Linked DNA regions of Mus musculus: region 2 is linked to region 1. A link is a loop called in an ENCODE intact Hi-C map of the cell type or tissue named here. Cell type or tissue: left cerebral cortex. All regions are shown on one strand. Each heading gives the region's core, and the rest is flanking DNA. Links, peaks and the distances in the headings are about the cores only.

Region 1 (2,500 bases), core at 1-2,500:
GGTGTCTAGTTAGTTGAATGAACTGGCTACAGAGGCATCCTGATGACACTCATAAGCACTCACATGCATCTTGGAAAGAGATTCCCCTGAGGGTTCAGCTAATTATGACTTTAGAACAACTGCCTGTGTTCAGATGCCAACTGGGAGATTAAACCAGTGGCAGTGTCCATGTTATTTGCATATTAACACTACAGACAATGTGTCTCTGGTGACTGTCCTCACACCAGGGTGCCAAGCCTCCAGAGAGTCTCCTGCAATTCTGAGGGAACACAGCTGCTTTCAGGGGGAGAGAGACAGACCCTGGAGATGACAATTTCAGAAGGCTCTTCTTTCAGACCATTTTGTTTGCAAACCCAAGTCTTCCCTCACACTTTTTCTTACACACACAACACACACACACACAGAGAGAGAGAGAGAGAGAGAGAGAGAGAGAGAGAGAGAGAGAGAGACAGACAGACAGACAGACAGACAGACAGTCAGACAGACAGACAGAGAGACAGAGACAGATGAGTACACACAAAAAGGGGGCAAGGGTAGAGAGACAGAGACAGAGATAGACAGAGACAGAGAGAGACAAAGACAGAGAGAGACAGAGACAGATGAGTACACATAAAAAGGGAGCAAGGGGAGAGAGACAGAGACACACAGAGAGACAGAGGCAGATGAGTGAAAGAGAGAGAGAGAGAGAGAGAGAGAGAGAGAGAGAGAGAGAGGTCATATTGATGCAGTCATTATCCAAACAGGAGGAGTGTGGTTTCTGTAAATCAGATGTTGCCTGGCTTCATAAGTCAGATGACTAAAATAAATTCCGACAAGCCCTTTAAAATGTAGCAACCAGGCAGCTTTATATGTGTGTCTCCACTGTACACTGTGGGTGTATAAATGGAACGTGCACAGGTCAAGGGAGAACCTTTTCCACATAGGAGCCCTTAATTTTCTCTTTATTTCACAATAAAAGTGAGACTTTCTCTTGTACAGGAAGAGAAGGCGATATAGGAAGCAGATGGGGGAGCAAGGCATGCACTGATTTGCAAAAGAGCAATTCACACTGCAGGGGACAGCCCAGCAGCTCCCCCCAAAGGCGGCCTGATGAACTCATTTCCACCTCAGATAGTCCCCAGGGGAGGTGACAGGGAAGCTCACAGGGACTCAGAGCTGAGCATGCCAGCCTCCCTGAATGGCTAAGCTGGGACCCAGGGCAGCTTTGGGCTGAACTCATATGGAAGATTTAAAAATGAATTAGATCATCTCAAGCATTACATGTTCCCCAACAAAAACCTGCTCCTAACTCCCCGCCTGTCCACATCAGTTTGTCTTGGCACAGGTAGAGAGGTTTTTTTCTCCACACCTCTGTTGGGACGAGTGCTATTTCGGTTAATCTTGTTCGAAAGGTTTCATGCCTTAGAAGACCTTTCTGCACTGCTCCTCTTTAGTCCTTAATCCTCCTAGACTCAGACCTACACACACCGTGTTCAATATGCTTTCGCCGTGTGTGTGTGTGTGTGTGTGTGTGTGTGTGTCTGTGTGTGTGTGTCTGTGTGTGTGTGTCTGTGTGTGTGTGTCTATATGTGTGTGCATGCAAGTACATGGGAGCGCTTAAGTGGCAGCCTGAGAACAACTTTGGGTGTTGTTCCACAGGTGCTGGGGTGGTGACTGTTAATTGTCAAGCAGACCAAATATAGAATCCTCTAGATGAGCCCCTGGGCCTGCCTGTGGGAGACAACTTAACGGCACCCATTGATGGGGAAGACTCATCTGCATTGTGGGTGTGACCGTTCCCTGGACAGGTCGTTCACAGGCTTTATAAGGTGAAGAAAGGAGCTGAGCACTGAAATTTCTGCTTGCGTTGTTTTTTGCTTCTTGATTGGAGAGACGCATTGTGACTCCAGTCAGCTTCACACCCTTCCGAGCTTAACTTTCTGTCCTACCACAGTTTGACCTGCAGACTGTGAGCCAGAATAAGCCTGTTTTCTGCTAAGTTGCTCTGTGGGAGTATTTTAACATAAAAACAGGAAAAGAAACTAAGGTAGTCGCCATCTGCACCATTGTGTGAGGCAAGGTCTCTGATTGGCCTGCACTCTACAAATTGGCTGGGCTGGATGTACAATGTATCTTAGGGATCTGCCTGACCCTGCTTCTCCAGCACTGGGGTTACAAGTGCACACCACTAAACATAGTCAGGGGAATCAAAAGGAGGCCTCTCTGCAGTCTCCCATCATGAACCTCCCATCATGAACTCTTAAAGACAAAGTGTGATCTATTTACTAACACCAGTGCTTAGACTAGTATTAGCTAAGAGAGAATAGTCATCTCTGGGCTTTGTTGCTATTTCTCTGCTTTTCTTTGGCTCTGGTTTATGAAACTGGCCTCACACTTTTGAGTAGGATGACAGCCACCAAACAGGTGGGCTTCAGAAACCCTACAATGTCCGTTCTTGTGGGCCTGATTTTGAAAGGGGACGTCTCAGTTCTCCAGGGCAGGCCCGGAGAAAGCCTCACAG
Region 2 (8,275 bases), core at 3,089-5,588, 280 kb before region 1:
TTCACTTTTTCCAGATAATAAGAAACTAGAAGAATGCCACTGTTGAACAGTTACTGCTGTGTTCATAAAGAACACTCCACATAAAGGATTGTCTACTAATGCCAGTTGAACAGCTTAATGTGCACAACTGCCTAGCACATCCAGGAGGGTACATCCATCATATGATCTTTCCTTAACCAACCCACCTACACCACGCAGCCTCAGTGTGCTGAAGCTGCTGCTGGCCCTTATTTGATGGAGTTTTCTGTTCTTTAGCCTCCTTCAGTGGAACTGATGGTGTTTTGCATATGAGCCGTGCAGATCCAGGCCTCCAACATTCTCGCACCACCCATTTGTCCTTTTTAAAGGCATAAAAGATTTGGGGGGAAAGGTGTGGGGTACCACAATCCATGTCACTCATTCTTCTGTTGATAGCATTTAGATCGCATCACATTAGGAATAAAGGCACTAGAATGTTGTTCTTCAAGTTTTTTGGATACCACACTAAATCTACTCACCTCTTAGCTATCTGCCTCGGGTGCAATCACCACCAGGGTGATATGTGTTCCTTTAACATTGTTAGAAACTGAAATCCAGCTCTGTTAAGCAGGCTTCTCATTTGGAGCAGCACCTCACAATTCTTGAGCAGTACTTGTGATTTTTTTATTTTGGTTTGTAGAATCACGGGTATGTTAAATGCTCATAGAACAACATTTACCCATTTGGAAAGTTAGAACTTTCCTGAATGGCAGATAAGACAAATTACAAGCTTACCAGAACCATCTCTAACTTTCTCAGTGTACAACTGCATGATTTTCATTGTTCCTTGACAAATGTGTTTGCATGATCATTCCAGACAGGTAAATCTTTAGAACCCTAAACTGAGTTCATGATAGTGCGTATAGTGTGACCACATAGTCGCCTCCAGAGAATAATCCTCTTACAGAGAACATTTGATTTTCCAACTTGGAATAGAGTAAAGCCCATTGCTACTAGAACTAAATAGCTGGTGGTTTTTCTGTTGGAAATATCTATGATGCAGATATGAAACTGTGTTCATCCTGTTAACATTAATTCATGTTATAAATTCATAGCAATTATGTCAGCACATGCATTTAAAGTAGAAAATTAGAAAAACTGATTTAGAAAAAATGTTACTTGAAAGCAAATTTACTCGATGTAATCATGATTGTGTTGTCAATGAGTCTCTTATCTTCATTCGTAAATGTCAACAAATATTTTGTCAACTTACAGAAATCATCACCGGCTTCCCTGAGAAAAGAACAACTCAATTCCAATTCTTAAATTTCTCATTAAACATACCATTTTTTGCCATCTTATGCATGAAAGGATTTATTACAACATTAAAAAGCTAAGTAATTATATATGTGCATATGTATAATTATGAGTCTACATTATATGATGTGTCTATCAGCAACTCCAGCCAGAATGCAGAAAGTACCCTTTGTTAAAGCTACACCAAAGCCCTTCATCACTCCTGCGTCACGTGCGTTTCATATGTGCTTAACCTATAATTTGCCACATTGGTCATGCTGAGTGCTGGCAAGCTGACAGCTTCATTATCTCTTAGGCAACGGCACAGCCTTACATTCTCAGACAATCTTTTATACTGTATTCTGGATACATAAACAGTCTTTGGTAGCAGACATGCTCCACTTGAGGGGCTGACAGTGTAGATCAGGCTTACTGCTTTTTTTCTATCATGCACTAGGCTCTGGATTTGACACACACACACCCAGAATAACATACACATACTTATGTGTATGTTCATGTCCAGCCCATGCTTGGAAATTATGTTGGCTTCTTCTTTCCAGGCTCGTTTGGGGCTTTCTGGCCCCTCATTCAGTCTATCATTTCCTATACCCAGTGTACTTACCTAGCCACAACCAAACCTTCCCACTTCCTTGACCCAGACAGTGTGACACTTTGCAGGTGAAGGCTATGAGGGAGAGTGACAGCCATGCTCTCTTTCTCATCTGGGGTCACACAGGGTGAAAGGGCTGCTGGGACCATCAAAGTCCAGCTTCCCTCCAACGATAGAGAACAAGTCTCAAGCTCTATCAGCCTGTCTTGATTCCTCTTTAACCTGCTAGTGAGGGCCTTCTCAGGTCTTGCCTCCCTCCCTCTCTACCCTAGTAGTATGGTATACATATTCTCTGTGGGTAGTAGACAGATCTCCTAGGCTCAATTATCATAGCATAGTGAGGCCCCTGGCTCCTGTTTTATTAACTAGAGTCTCTATAACTTACCTTACTGTTTGTTAAATATGGACGTGTGTGTGAAGGGTGGCACATTCCTGGGTGGAAGCACACGGGTGTACTCATTTCTGCACAAGTGCTGAGTGTGTGCCTGTCGTGGTCAGAGGACACCCTCTGCTGCTGTTCCTCAGGAACTGCCCACCTTCATTTAGAGACATCCTGTCTCCTCAGTAAAACTAGAGATCTGCCTTTCTCCATATTGGCTTGAGATGAGATCACTAGGGTATACCTTCAAACTGAGAGCTTATGTGGATTTTAAGGTTTGAACTCAGGCCTTGGAGCTGATAACTCAGGCACTTTTCTGACAGCCATCTCCCTATCCCTGTTAGTGACTTCAGAAGAGATTTTCTCCCTTTGTTTTGACAAGCTCATGACATCAGCAAGGAACATGATGCTTCCTAGATGTAAGTGTATGTGAAAAGACTATTTAAGAATATTTGTGCTTCTATGTCCTTACCTAATTTACTTTAGGCAAAAATGTGTGAAAATGAGCAGGAAAATAAAGTTTGTTTTTGTGGTTTGAGTGCAGGCGAAGGTGGGTGGATCTATGAGGTACACTTTGGCTAAGCAACTGGATTTCTGGCATTTTCTTAACCTTGGTGCCTGGATGATAGCTGGAGTCTTCAATTGTTTCTTTCTTAGTAAGACTCAAAATGGGTCATCAAACTAATGAAAAAACAGACAAACACAGCCATCATCAATAACAAAAACACCTTCTCTGCTCACCACAGAATACTGGAGCCTAGTGAGCTGCCCTAGTGAGACAGGCTCTGCAGACTAGATTAGCACACATTCAGCAATTCCCCAAGGCAGCTGGATTACCTTGGAAGGAGTGTGAGGCCTAGGGATGGCTATGATTTTATCATCTCTGATCAACTCACATGTGCAAAAACTTGCCAAGTTAGAAACTCTATTGCACAGACATCCACAAGTGAGAACTTAATGCCACAGATAAACTTAGCATGGCATGTGGAGGGTGCCATGCCTCCCTAGGATGGCATGTGTATGCATGACCACTTTGCTAAACATGAGAAATGTAGGACAAATGACAAACTAAATACAAAATGAGGATACCTAGTTAAGTAGGGTCACCAGAGCAGATTCAGTTGTAAAGTCTCCCTACACCTAGAGCATAAAGCAGTTCTCTGTGGGAACAGCAGCATACTCTGTTCCCCATGGGTAGACAATAGTGTGCATCCATTAGAACCATTAGACAGCCCCTCAGTAATAGCATGGTAAATCATGGATGTGCCATCAGAGTAAATATTGTGAAACACATGCTGTGATGTGATGCACCTAGGGAGTCAAAACAGACCTAAATATTTAGTGTGTTGTCTTCCTGTGGTGATGGGTATATGGACAGAGGGAGGGACAAGACAGAGAGGTAGATTAAAAGGCTAAGATAATGAAGCTGTTTCCAAATTTAAATGGATTCAATTACAGAGCACAAACTTTACATAAAGGTAGAGTGCTTGAAAGGGGGTCGGGGTGGGGCGGCAGTAACATCCGGAATGTTCAGCAATCCTTGGGATTACACAGTCCTCTTCTGATGAATCTAGTCACAGAACAAGGGGTGCTACTTGCCAGCAGTTAACCAGTTAAGAATAAAATCCCAGATCCCTGAATGATAGTATAAATTGGTTGTGTTCTTTAAGACAGTCCTTCCAGCTGGCCCAGAGACCTGGGATGCAGCAGGGTGTTCCTCCCACACACCATCTCAGAGATGAACTGACAACCCTGAAGTTTGGCAAGAACCTGTAGCTGGTGCCGAAGGAGGGATTTTTAGAAAAGTCGCTGTGTTCTCTTTATTTTGGTTGTTATTTCTCCAAATATTCCATCTGCAGCAGCATCTGCTATCTCAGCTCAGACAGTCCAAACAGATGATGTACCATTATGTCATGTGACGAGCAGGCCTCCGAAGAAAGGGTGGCTACTCTTTGGCAGGTAGTCTCAGACGCTGCTTTCAAACTCAGATTGCAAACATAGCTCAGAGCCATGAGAGGAAGGGGACTAGAGACAGGCAGTTTTTCTCAAAGCTCAGCAAAGAGAACAATAAACTCATTCTGAGACTGGGCTTTTTATTAGTGTTTCCGTCTCAGCGCAATGTGCCTTTGACACCGCTTTCCCATGATCAGAGTGCATCAAGGCCGTTCTGTTTGATGCTGATGCTCTCAGGGACCACATTCTGGAGAGGACCTCAGTGTGTACGAATATCTAGTGATGGTGAAGGCCAAGAAGGCGACGGTGGGACCCTCAATTTTGATCTCTTATTGCAAAATACAGACGAACTGACCAGTGTCCCCAAGGCAAACGCTGGTGACAAAGGATGGCTGTGCTCTACGCAGCTACTCGGCATGCCACGGTCCTCTACCCCTGCGTGGTGTATGACCGTGGGCCCGAGAGCGCTCTTGAATTAAAAGTCCTCTTGCAGTTTGCAGAAAAAAGAAGGGAGCAGAAAAGAGCACTGTGGTATTTCTTCATTTAAGGTGATTGCAGAGGGAGTAATCTGTTGCCAACTCTGTTGCCTCCTGTTTGATTTAAACCCCTTTCTGGAAAGATGTACAGATTATTACAAATATGCAGTTTTGAAAGCAGGCTCAACGCTATGAAGAAAAAGCCTTCTCTACTCAATGCTGTATTTGTTTTCATGCATTGTCCTGTTTACATTTAGTCTGAGCTAATTTAGGTATTGATGTTAAGAGTACTGGTTTAGAAGAGATGTCCCACTATGGCCATTTGATAGGGAACTGGGAATCAAATTCTTGGCTTGGCTTGATAAAAGTTAAGGAAATATTCTATCCACTGAACTAGCATTTCCAGGTTTGATTCTGTCATTGAATGCACTAGACTACAGCTCCTTTAAATGTGATTTTTAGGTTTAGTTTTATTTTATATGTGTGAGTGGTTTGCCTACATGTATGTGTATGCATCAAATGAATGTCTGGTGTCCCAAGATCCCAGAAAAGTGTGTTGTATACCCAGGAGCTGGAGTTACAGGTGATTGTGAGCCACCGTATGGGTTCTGAGAACTGAACACAGGTTCTCCAGGAGAACATCCCTCTTCATCCTGAGCCATCTCTTCAGAACCCTCAGCTCTTTTACAAGCTGGTTGAAAATGACATGATCACATACAATACCTAAAAAGTACCTCAGCTATCATCGAGACCCGCAAATGCTTGTGACTTCTTCGGGTGCCTGTCACTGCCATTTCTTCAACTAACAACGGCAAGTGCTTCACTTAAGTATGTGTTTTATTCTAGTTATGATCCTTTTTTAAATAGATCAAATAGTAGCAACGAGAGCCAACCAGAAGAGGGATACAGTGGTGATAACTGTTGTATTATGCAGACAGAATTGAGGCATGAGTGTTTGTAAGTTCTAGGATTGTTTAAGCTTGTGTCAGGTACTGGTGACATCAGGCTCAGAAACCTGCACATTTGAAGGAAAAGAGAAAGAAAAAGTAAGAGGAATGAAGGGAAGAGAAGAGGAGGAAAGAGGAGGAAGAGGAGGGAAGAGGGAAGAGAAGAACGAGGTGAGCAGAAAGAGTAGAGAATGGAGATGGAGGGAGGAGGAAGGAGAGGACAGAGTTATACATCCACATATTACCTTTTCATTCATATTCCTTTGATATCTCTTGAGTAATTGTTTGGAATAACTGACACTCATGTCTTCCTGAACATTAGCTCTTAGTAGAGTTTGGGTAATAACTTGGACACCACAAGAAGACATACAGAGTCAACTAACCTAGACCCATGAGAGCTCACAGAGCCTGAAGTACCAACCAAAGAGCATGTGTGGGCTGGACTTATGCCTACACATTTGTAGAAGATATCACCTTGGTTTTCATGTGGGTCCCCTAACAATTGAATCCAGGGCTGCTCTTCTGACTCTGTTGCCTGACTTTGGATCCTCTTCCCCTACCTAGGCAGCCTTATTATTATTAATTTTTTTAGGCATTTTCTTCATTTATATTTCAAATGCTATCCCAAAAGTCCCTCATACCCCCCCACTCCCCTACCCACCCTCTCCCACTTCTTGGCCCTGGTGTACCCCTGTACTGAGGCATATAAAGTTTGCAAGACCAAGGGGCCTCTCTTTCCAATGATGGCCAACTAGGCCATCTTCTGATACATATGCAGCTAGAGACACGAGCTCTAGGGGTACTGGTTAGTTCATATTGTTGTTCCACCTATAGGGTTGCGGAATCCTTTAGCTCCTTGGGTACTTTCTCTAGCTCCTCCATTGGGGGCCCTGTGTTCCATCCAATAGCTGACTGTGGGCATCCACTTCTGTGTTTGCCAGGCAGTGTCATAGCCTCACAAGAGACAGCTATATCAGAGTCCTTTCAGCAAAATCTTGCTGGCATATGCAATGGTGTCTGCGTTTGGAGGCTGATTATGGGATGGATCCCCATTGCAGCAGTCTCTAGATGGTCCATTCTTTTATCTCAGCTCCAAACTTTGTCTCTGTAACTCCTTCCATGAGTGTTTTGTTCCCAATTCTAAGAAGGGGCAAAGTGACCATGAAAGACCCACAACGTGAGGACTCCCCCACGTTCTGACTCAGGAGAGGCGGCACCCCAAAATCACCCACAAGAAACGGTCTTGCTGCAAATTGCAAGAGGATTTTTATTCAAGAGCGCTCTCGGGCCCACGGTCATACACCACGCAGGGGTAGAGGACCGTGGTGTCCCCGAGTAGCTGAGTAAGGGGGTATTTAAAGGAAAAAACCACAACTCAAGGAGGTGGGAAAGGCGTTGTTGGAAAATACCAAAAATACCAGTTAAGAGTCACAAGGAAGTACAAAGTCACAGGTGTCACAAGGAATACCTGGTAATTTTTAACTCTCAAGACAGTTTCTAAGAGCCCCTAACAATAGCACATTTGCATTGCAGGTTCCTGTAATGGTCAGGGTGACTTTCTTTGAATTAACACTCTTTGAACCCAGGAAGCGGGTGGGTGGAGGAAGGAATGTCGCTATCTGCTTTATGATTAGCATACCTTGGAGCACTGAGTTTACTACTCTTTCAACCACACTTTGGTCTTCATTCTTCTTGAGTTTCATGTGTTTTGCAACTTGTATCTTGGGTATTCTAAGTTTATTATTGAGAGAGGATGAACTTAGTCCTGCTGGAACTTTATGTGCCAGGGCAGGTTGGCAGCCAGTGGAGTGGGGCTTCCCCTTCTCTGAGAAGAATGGGAGTAGTGATTGTGGGACTGAAAGAAATGGAGGGAGGGAGGTGTAATCAGGATCTAAAGTGAATAAATAAAATGAATTATTTTTTTAAAAAAGAGGCAGTCTTTTTATACTGAACAGCATGCTCAAGCCAACACAGTTTGAATACTTGGTATTTACTGAAAAAATAAAGGCTGTCTCCCTTTTTGCCTAAAACACTCTGATGCTTATGCATATGCTTGCAACGGTGCTGCACTTTGTTCTGAGGCATTGTGAAGTAGGTTGGCTTCCACATACGGCAGACACTCCAATGCAATGAATAGTAGACTCAGGTTCTCTATCTGAGGTACTTAATAAAAATACAGACCATGTGTAGTGATGTCAGCCTTATAAAGAACTTGTTTTCCATATGTGTAGGATGCAAAAGAAAGAATGATATATTCATCAAAAATTTTTTAAAAAAGCACTGAAAGACTTACTTCATATAGCTTTATTTGGAGTTATTTTCCCTTTGAGACTAGGTCTCCTGGTTTTCCTGAACTTGCCAGGTAGACCAGGCTATCCTTTAACTCACGAAGATCCTACAGCCTTTGCCTCACAAGTGTTGGGATTAAAGGTGTACAATCACCATGCCTAGCCACCCCTTCAGGCTGAATATATTTAAATTGATTTTTATATCACAGGAATCATCTCAGAAAACAGAGCACTGCAGCATTTATTGTACTTATATTTATATGTATACATGTGTCCAAAAGAAGGCATTAGATCTCCTGGAGTTTTGGGAAGGCCATGAACCACCTGACTCCAGCGTTGGCAACTGAATACTGGGATTGGCAGCTGAG

What was found. A loop is a pair of places that touch in the nucleus more often than their neighbours do. Peaks named below come from ENCODE experiments on the same cell type or tissue, not always from the same donor. Only the 100,000 strongest peaks of a DNase experiment are listed, where the experiment ranks them.
Region 2: a loop joins it to region 1, with 2.6 times the contacts of the local background. A loop is called at or near these places in 2 of 42 quality-filtered maps.

Annotation. Positions count from the first base shown.
Region 1 is chr3:40,119,609-40,122,108 of GRCm38, forward strand. No RefSeq gene overlaps it. Among named protein-coding and RNA genes, the nearest start is that of Gm30184, 330 kb to the right of the region's middle. RefSeq lists an enhancer at 1-1,012. In left cerebral cortex, for the core only: a CTCF peak has its summit at 1,075; DNase peaks (open chromatin) are centred at 119 and 1,064.
Region 2 is chr3:39,837,036-39,845,310 of GRCm38, forward strand. No RefSeq gene overlaps it. Among named protein-coding and RNA genes, the nearest start is that of Gm46834, 130 kb to the left of the region's middle. In left cerebral cortex, for the core only: no CTCF peak of the experiment used is centred there; a DNase peak (open chromatin) is centred at 4,102.